Linked DNA regions of Homo sapiens: region 2 is linked to region 1. Evidence: chromatin loops called from intact Hi-C (ENCODE). Cell type or tissue: adrenal gland. All regions are shown on one strand. Each heading gives the region's core, and the rest is flanking DNA. Links, peaks and the distances in the headings are about the cores only.

Evidence for each region. Hi-C counts contacts between places; a loop is a spot of excess contacts. Peaks named below come from ENCODE experiments on the same cell type or tissue, not always from the same donor. Only the 100,000 strongest peaks of a DNase experiment are listed, where the experiment ranks them.
Region 2: it touches region 1 in a loop (2.0-fold over the local background); 7 of 110 quality-filtered maps call a loop at or near these places.

Annotation. Positions count from the first base shown.
Region 1 is chr15:69,143,778-69,148,171 of GRCh38, forward strand. No RefSeq gene overlaps it. Among named protein-coding and RNA genes, the nearest start is that of GLCE, 15 kb to the right of the region's middle. In adrenal gland, for the core only: no CTCF peak of the experiment used is centred there; a DNase peak (open chromatin) is centred at 2,414.
Region 2 is chr15:69,092,543-69,096,936 of GRCh38, forward strand. EWSAT1 (Ewing sarcoma associated transcript 1) reads left to right here. Exons shown (of 4, transcript NR_026949.1): 4 at 2,159-3,282. Among named protein-coding and RNA genes, the nearest start is that of EWSAT1, 14 kb to the left of the region's middle. RefSeq lists an enhancer at 891-1,391. In adrenal gland, for the core only: no CTCF peak of the experiment used is centred there; no DNase peak of the experiment used is centred there.

The DNA.
Region 1 (4,394 bases), core at 204-4,203:
TATGTAACATTAAACAGAAGAAACGTCACAAGGCAAACTGGCTGTAATAATAATAACAGCTTCAATTTATTGCTCAACTGCAATGTGTGCCCCACACTGTGATAGGTGTTTGTTTTATAGGCTTGATCTCATTAAATCCTCACGACAAGCCTCTGGGATTACTGAAGGTCATACAGCTGGTAAGTGGTGATTAATTGTCAGAGGAGTGGTGTGAAGAACATAAATTATGGCGCAGTTCAGAAAGAGAGAAGCCTGAGGATGGAGTGGTCTGGGAAAGCTCTGTGAAGGAGGAGAGTTAAACAGGATTCTGAGGGTAGGTGGGATGTGAAGGAGGTGAGAAAGAGGGAAAGTGAGTGTAGATGGCAAAGGCAACACAGGTACAGGGGACACTGAGTTAAAAAATTCCCAAGTAAAGCATGAGAGTAATTAAATCCAAGGGCAAACATCCAAGCTGTGGAATTGTGGGGCTAGGGAGTGGTGGGGGCAATGAAACACCCAATGATCATTCTTGGAAAAGGGATAAAAGGTCAACTGAAGTCCCATAGCTCACATGTGGCCTGCTACAAAAGAAAAGAGGAAAGAAAATGACTGAAAAACTCTAAAGGCAATTGTGTCAAGTGACTTACAAAAAAAAAAGTATCTTTTCATCCAGTAATCTCTCTTCTAGGGTTTAAACTAACAAAAATTTCAGAGACAGAGTGAAAACTGAAAACAAATGTCTAAATAATAGGAGAATTCTTGAATATATTATCACACATATACATGGTCAAATGTTATGTAGCTTTTACAGAACGTACTTTTGAAAAATGTGTAATGATGTCACATAATGTCAAGAAGCAGAATGTGGTCCAGGCGCAGTGAGTGGTTCACACCTGTAATCCCAGCACTTTGGGAGGCCAAAGAAGGTGGATCACCTGAGCCCAGGAGTTTGAGACCAGCCTGGGCAACGTGGTGAAGACCTGTCTCTACAAAAAACAAACAAACAAAAAACCCCACAGAAATTAGCCAGTGTGATGGTATATGCCTGTAGTCCCAGTACTTGAGAGGCTGAACTGGAGGATCGCTTGATCCTGGGAGGTTGAGGCTGGGGTAAGTCGTGATCACACCACTGCACTCCAGCCTGGGTGACAGAGGGAGTCCCTGTCTCAAAAACGAAACAAAACAACCCTCCCCCAACCAAAACAAAACAAAGAAGCAGAATGCAAAAAAGTATAGTACCACAGTTCGTCATTTTAAATTATATGTATGTATATATTATGTAAAATCATATGTGAGTATACACACACAGAAAAAAAGACTGAAGGAAAGACAGCATATTTACCATGGTTATCATCACAGAGTAAGAATGTGGGTAAGTTTTGCTTTAGAGTTTTCCTTTTCTATATTTACTAAGTTATGTTCAGTGAGCACACACTTTTATAGTAATAAAAATGTTCATTTAAAATTTTTTAAATTTAAAATGCTCATCCTCTGCCATAAAGCAATATTTATAAACCTCTTGCTTTGTCTTCAAAGAAAATTCATTGTCTCTGCCTTCAGTATGCAGACACAAATATTCCAACCAAATGATTATTCAGTAATTGCTGAATCCATAGATTTTTTTGAAAGTTCATTTAAACTGGGTTTTCCTGGGTTCCCATGTAACGCTCCCAGCTCCATGGCTCCCAAGGGACTGGAAACATTAAAGTCTCCCATTAATGTTCTCTGGAGCCATTTAGATAAATTGTCTTCCCCAGAGCTATAAATCCTAAATGAATGACACCCTTATTTCAGGGGACAGGTACCAAAGCCTCTTTCAAACTTGATGATTTATGTATCTGTGGCTTGCAGAATGTCAGGGGTCCTTCATCAATATCCACAGGGCCTTCCCAGGTATAGGAACATACCACATCTGATGGAAAGACATTACTGTACTTGGGTCAATAGCTTTCACCTTTATCCGTCCTGCTTGCTTTGCGTTGGGGGTTTATTTATTTTTCTTTCTTCCACTGAAATAGCTGGGATATGAGCTGAGTAAGAGAGGCAGTGCATTAAATATAACTTGATCAGAATCCCAGGCTGTCTTTGCCCTCACTGCAATAGGGGCAACATAAAGGTTAATAACTGAGAGAGGCCCCCACGCACTTAACCACAGTGCAGCACCCCATCACCAAGTGACAATTAGGAACTCTCCATGAATGCCAATGACTGGTGATCAAACAGAGCTTCACCCAAACCAGGCGCACTTTTGCATTAGCTCAGCTCTCCATTCATCACTGAGCTGACAGCTTGCAGAGCTCAATGTTGAGTATGCGGCTCTGTCTTTGTTTTACCCAGTGAAATGATCTATGCTACCAGGACTGAGTGGGAGAGGAGCAGGGGAGGGAACGAGGGAAATGAAATAGGCTTGTCTTTGGCATGGTTGGGCAACAGCTCAAAGTGTCTGTTTGAGACTTGAAGAGAAATATCGCATAATGATCTTGCTTGTTCCTGCTTTCAACTTTTTGGCTCTCAGACAAGGATGGTCCTACCTTAAATAGTTCTCTTTTTGGAGGCAGCATGACAAATTGGAGCAAGCACATAGCCAGCTGTGTGATTTTGGGCAAGTCACTCTGGGTCTTAGTTTTCTCATCCATAGAATGAAGGAGTGGATAAGAACAGTGATTTTCAAACCAGGTTCCTCAGAGTGTTAGGGTTCATAGGGGCACCTCAGACCCTGCAAGGGCATGCTTCCTGCAAGGGCAGAGGTGAGGAGGTTAGTAAATTCCAGGCACAGCTGCTCCATGTTGGCTCATTGAATTTTATTAGTAGACTACTTTATTTTTCTTTTATTATACTTTAAGTTCTAGGGTACATGCGCAGAACGTGCAGGTTTGTCACATAGGTTTACACGTGCCATGGTGGTTTGCTGCACCCCTCAACCCATCATTTACATTAGGTATTTCTCCTAATGCTATCCCTCCCATAGCCCCCAATCCCCCGACAGGCCCTAGTGTGTGATGTTCCCATCCCCGTGTCCATGTGTTCTCATTGTTCAACTCCCACTTATGAGTGAGCACATGCGGCGTTTGGTTTTCTGATCTTGTGATAGTTTGCTGAGAATGATGGTTTCCAGCTTCATCCATGTCCCTGCAAAGGACATGAACTCATCCTTTTTGATGGTTGCATAGTATTCCATGGTGTATATGTGTCACATTTTGTGCAGAACATGGTCTTACATTCTAATTTCATTTGGTCCTCACAATTTGTAAGGTAATTAGGACAGATATGACCAACTATTCCAGTAACTATTGCTGTGTTAAAACCACCTCAAGACTCTATGGCACAAGACAACCATTTTATTATGTTCACGGATTCTTTGACTCCGGAATTTGGGTGGGCACAACACGAAATGCTCTTCTCTGTTCCATAATGTCTGAGACCTCAGCTGGAAAGACCAAAGGCTGGTAGTGACTAAACAGCCGGGGGCTAGATTCATCTGGATGTGTCCTTACTCACGTCAGCTGAGCTATTGACTGGAACACTGACACACAGCCTTTCTCTGGGGTTGTCACATGGGCTAGTTTGGGCTTCTTCACACAATGGCAGCTGAACTCCAAGGGCTAATGTCCCAAGAACAAGGCAGAATTGCACTTTATTTTTATCATCTGAACTCAGAAGTTACATATTGTTGCTTCTGCCATGCCCTGTTGGTTGAGGCAGTCCCAAAATTTCACCCAGGATCAAAGGAGGGACAAGATGGGAGAAGAATCAATGTCACAGTGGAGGAAGAGCATGTAGAACGGGAGATAGTGTTATTATCTTGAGAATATACAATCTGCCAAGCCCTCTTCATGTGAAAGATGAGGAAACAGACAGGGGAGAATTCATACACATTTAGTAAGAGCAGAGCTGGGACTAGAGCCAGTTACTTCAGATTTGAGCCCTCTCTTTGCCATGCTGCTTTGGGTTCCTCATTTCATCTTTCTGAGTTAACTCTTTATTAATTCAGTGGATAGACTCCTTAAAATATGAATCCTCATCATGGCGATGCATGACCAGCCCAGGAGAGCTGTATCTTCTTGTGGATGGAACACTTTTCTCATCTGTTCTCAGAAAATTGGAGTGAAAAATGTACATAAATTCCATTAAAATTAAGGTAAAAGGCAAGGCTATTCATGTCTCTTTCTAGCTTCCAGTCCAGCATCAGGAATATAATTGGTACTTAGTAAAGGATTGAGCTCTTTGTGTGTGTTTTTGTTTTTTATGTATCAACATTTGCTTTTAAATCCTTTCCAAATTCAAAGCCATATAAACAATTCTTTAAGGTTGTTTTGACTCTTTGATGGTTCCTACTTGGAGTTTACTTTTATCTTCATCCATTCTGACAACACCTAAGTGTATTTATTTCCAATTTACCAACATGAAAAATGAAA
Region 2 (4,394 bases), core at 302-4,301, 51 kb before region 1:
AAACATGTAAGCCTTAAGTCTGTGGTGTTAAGAAGTCAGGACAGGGGTTGCCTTTGAGAAGGAGTGGGGCAAAAAGGGACTCTGGGAGTGCTGGTAAAATTCTGTTTCCTGATCTGGTGACAGTTATAGGCTATGTTCACTTTGCAGAGATTTATGTTGTACATAATTGGTTAAGTTTTGCATCTTTCTGTATGCATGTTATACTTCAACAAAAAAGAAGTTTACTTGAAAAGGAGGCAAGTAGAGCTGGGCATTGTGGCTCACACCTGTAATCCTAACACTTTGGGAGGCTGAGGCAGGAGGATCACTTGAGCCCAGGAGTTTGAGACTAGTCTGGGCAACATAAAAATATTTTTTTAAAGAAAATTACCTGTGTACAGTAGTGTGCACCTCTAGTCCCAGCTAGTCAGAGGCTGAGGTGAGAGGATCGCTGGAGCCCAGGTAGAGGGTGCAGTGAGCTGTGATCGCACTGCTGCCTCCAGCCTGGGCGACAGATGGAGACCCTGTCTTTAAAAGAAATTAAATTAAAAATAAAAAGAGGACAGTAGGGGGAAAGCAGTATGGAAAGACAATGCTCAGCCCAAAGGGGTGAGTAGGGGACTCTGCGACTGTGTTTACTGGAATTTAGAGACAGTCTCTGGGAGGGAATGGAAGGGAAGGAAGCAGGTGGGGCAGAGGGAGAGGTGGGGTTTCAGTGCAGGCCAGCCACAGCCTCTCCAATCCCTCAATCCCTTGTAGGAGTCCTGCAGCTAGATGAGTTCCTCAGAGTCATCATGACTTGGGCTGTGATGGCCACACCTTTATACCCCAGCATTGGTCAGTCACTGAATGTGCACTGCCCAGGAAGAGGAGGGATCTCAGGCCTGGCTGCGCTCTGCAGCTGAGGCCGTCTGAAAGGGGCTGGCCTGACTATAGCTCTCCCAGCATGTCCCTCCTTGAAGTGGATCTGGGCGACCACCACAGGAAGCCTGCCACCTGAGTTTAGAAGATTTGGTGGCCTGTAAAGATTTTTTTTCAGATCCCTCAGTCCCAGCATTCCTAGTCTGGTTAAACTCGTCCAGCGGTGCCCAGCACTCATAGGACCTGCTTTGCATCATAGCCTGCAGACAGGCTTCCCACACAGGATCCAATGCCTGGACACACCAGAGGTCTTTGCAGTTTGCCTCTCACACCTCAGCCAAAGCCTCTCCTTGGCCTGGACTCATTTGGTGAAATCCAGCTATCCTGTAAGACTTGAGAGTCACCTCCTCCAGGAAGCTCTCCCAGATCTTGCCCCTTCTACCAGGAAGGCTGGGCCCTTGCTCTTCTGAGTCCCCTCCAAGCACCCTAGCACCCTGCCTTTTATAAAACTCTCATCACACTCTTTGTTTACCTGCTGGTAGAAGTAGACTGAGATCAAGAGATGCCTTGTCACTCCTGATCACTGACACTGCACAACAGTGACAACAATTCTGATGGCTGCCATGTACTGAGCTTTTCCAGCCAGGCTGGCATTTGCTGTGCACATCCATGCCTGAATTTACTAAATCCCAACAACCAACCAACCCTGTGAGGTCAGAGTAGCTACCTTATAAAGCAGGCATGATTGCCCACAATCACACAGCCACTAACTATCAGAGTTAGCACACACGTGGGAGTCAGTTTGAAGTCCTGGTATCCTCTGGAAATGGTGGTCGGGGAAGGAGGGGAGAAAAGGGAAGGGAGGGGTGGGGAAGGAAAGAGAGGGAAAAAGGAAGGAAGAAGGAGCGAGAGAAGAAGAGAGAAAGGAAGGGAGGGAGGGAGGGAAAGAAGGAAGGAAAGAAGGAAGAAAGGAAGGAAGGAAAGAAGGAAGGAAAGGAGGTAGGGCTTTCCATCCATGGCCCTGAGGACTATCAGAGTCCTCAGGCCCATTGGAAGCTGTTTCACATTTGAAGAGGGACTCATGAAACTATGGCAAGCTGCTGAGTGGGAGAGGGCAGTCCCCCAGCCCCTCCCTGAGCCCCGCCCATCTCTGTGTTTCCAGAACCTCTTGCTCTCCCTGGGATCCTGGCCTGGGGAAATGCAGTCCTCAAATCAAAGCCTGCCTGTGGGAGCAGGTTCATGGGCCAGATCTAGAGCAGGGGCAGGCTTAGTTCACAGTTTTAATCCTGATGTTTACTTTCTTTCTTTCCATTCCTAGTGGCTCCCTTTGAAGAACTGCCTTGGGGTTCATGTTGCAGCATCAAACAGGGATGGAAGATGCATCTTGCTTTAGCAGCAGGAGCCTGGAAAGCAGCTGAAGCCCTGGAGGGTGCCTGGCACACAGAATCTTGTGCTGAGCCCGGAGCACAATGGGAGCGGGCTGGCGGGGTGGGTTCACAGCTGGACTGGGAGCAGCAGACATACAGGCCGTAGGCACAGACATATAAAGACAGTCATGCAGATTGCAGGATGCCTGAGAGCACAGACTCTCACATGCACAAATACGTGCATGATCGCCAGTGTGCATCCAGACAGCCCCACATGCATGCACACGCATGCACACATGTGATGTGTACATAGATGGACACATGTCTATGCCCACAAACACTGCAGAGACACAGAAGTGTCTGGCAAGGAACACTATTTTGTCCTCAATTTTCTGCCAGTGAGAGTCTACTGACTCCATCTCTGAAATGTCTCTACTTATTGTCCCTCTTCTCCACCTGCACCACATCCCTAGTCCCTGAAACTCCCACCGAGACCCCTGGGCAATAGCAAAGTCTGCACAGGATTCCTGCTCCGCCTCTACCCCACCCTTAAGCCCATCCTACATGCAAGAGCAGGAGTTATCTGGGTATCAAGCAAATCTGACCACATCACCTCCCCACTGCTTAAAACCCTTTCCTACAGGATGAAGTTGAAATCACTTGACATCCCATATAAGGCCCTTGACTGTCTGGCATCAGCCATAGTCTGGCCTCAGGCCCTGGCATGGAGTCCCCTGGACTCAGTGCTCTGGCTGAGGGCCTCCAGGATGAAGATACCCTGTGCAAAGCCTCACACTTTTGCTGTTGCTGGGCTCACTGTGTGAAATTCCCTCCTCCCTCCTTCCACCTTCCCTATGCTGAACTGCCACTCCTCCATCCTCCATGGCCAGCTAAGCCAACACCTCCCCACTTCCTCCTGACAACCCAGGCACAGCCACTGACCTGTCCCATGGCTGTCACAGCCCTTTCTTGGGCTCTCAATGGTATCATTGTCACCTGTGTGCTCATGAGCCTCTGCCACTCAACTCCAAGCACATCAAATAAAGAGCTCAAAACATATCGGATACTCAACAAATTTCTGGGTATGAGTGAATGAATGAATTAGTCTGTAAGACAGGATCACACTAGGTGATTGTTCTGGCTACAGAACCTGGGCATGTCCTATATGTAACTCCTATGATCTCAGCCTCCACATAGGTAAAAAAGGGCTCTCTATCTCCTGGCAGAATCTATGGTTCAGACCATGGAGATGTATATAAATAACTGAGCTGAACGGCTAACATGGTGGGCGCTCCACAGATGACAGCCATAGTTACTGTCTTTAACTTCTACTTTTATTTCCAGTGAAGTCTTTCCACTCATGTTTCTTAATTCTCCATCTCCCTCACTGCCTATCCAGTTCAGTGCTGGACTCCTGGAACCAGCTCATTGAAGGTGCATTGTCGGATTGATCAGCTGAATGGCTTCTTAAGGCTTGTTTCCAACCTGAGAACTCTGAGCTGAGTACTGTTCTTCCTCCCTCCCAGCCTCCCCTGAGACTGAAAGCTGAGAGCCATACAGAGATCACTCCTCTTCCAGGCTCCAGAAGCTGAACATCTGCTCCGTTTGGAGTTCTATGCACTGAGCTGAGTTAGGACCTGGGGGGACAGGAACAGCTGAGCCTTTCTGCTCCAAAAGGCAGAGTCATTTCAGCCAGCCACCCAGCAGCTGCCTAGCCCCTCCCAGACACCCCCAGGGATGCTGCACATGTGGCTAGGGTTCCCATAGGAACCTCTGTGGAGACCTGCCATCCCTGCTTCCCCACATCTCCTTTTGGACTCGTGAGAGAGGTTAGGAGGAGGAGGGGAGGGGAAAGGACAGGACTGCCAGGCACTTTCATACACAAACACCCAGTCTCTTAATCCTCACAATAACTCTAAGAAATATGCTATTGTTATCCTTGTGGTACTGACAAGGAAATTGAGGCCCAAAGACATCTAACCCAAGTTCACCCAGGTAACAAACAAGAGAACTGGTCTGCCACCTTATCAGTTTGTACTGACACAGTATCAGTCAGTACCAGCCAGGGATCTCTGGTTGCAAGCCACAGAAACCAACTCCCACTATCACAAGCAAAAAAATTGCTGAAGGACTGTGGTGCCACACCAGAAGGAAAGGAAAAGCTGAAGACACATGATTGGAAAGGAC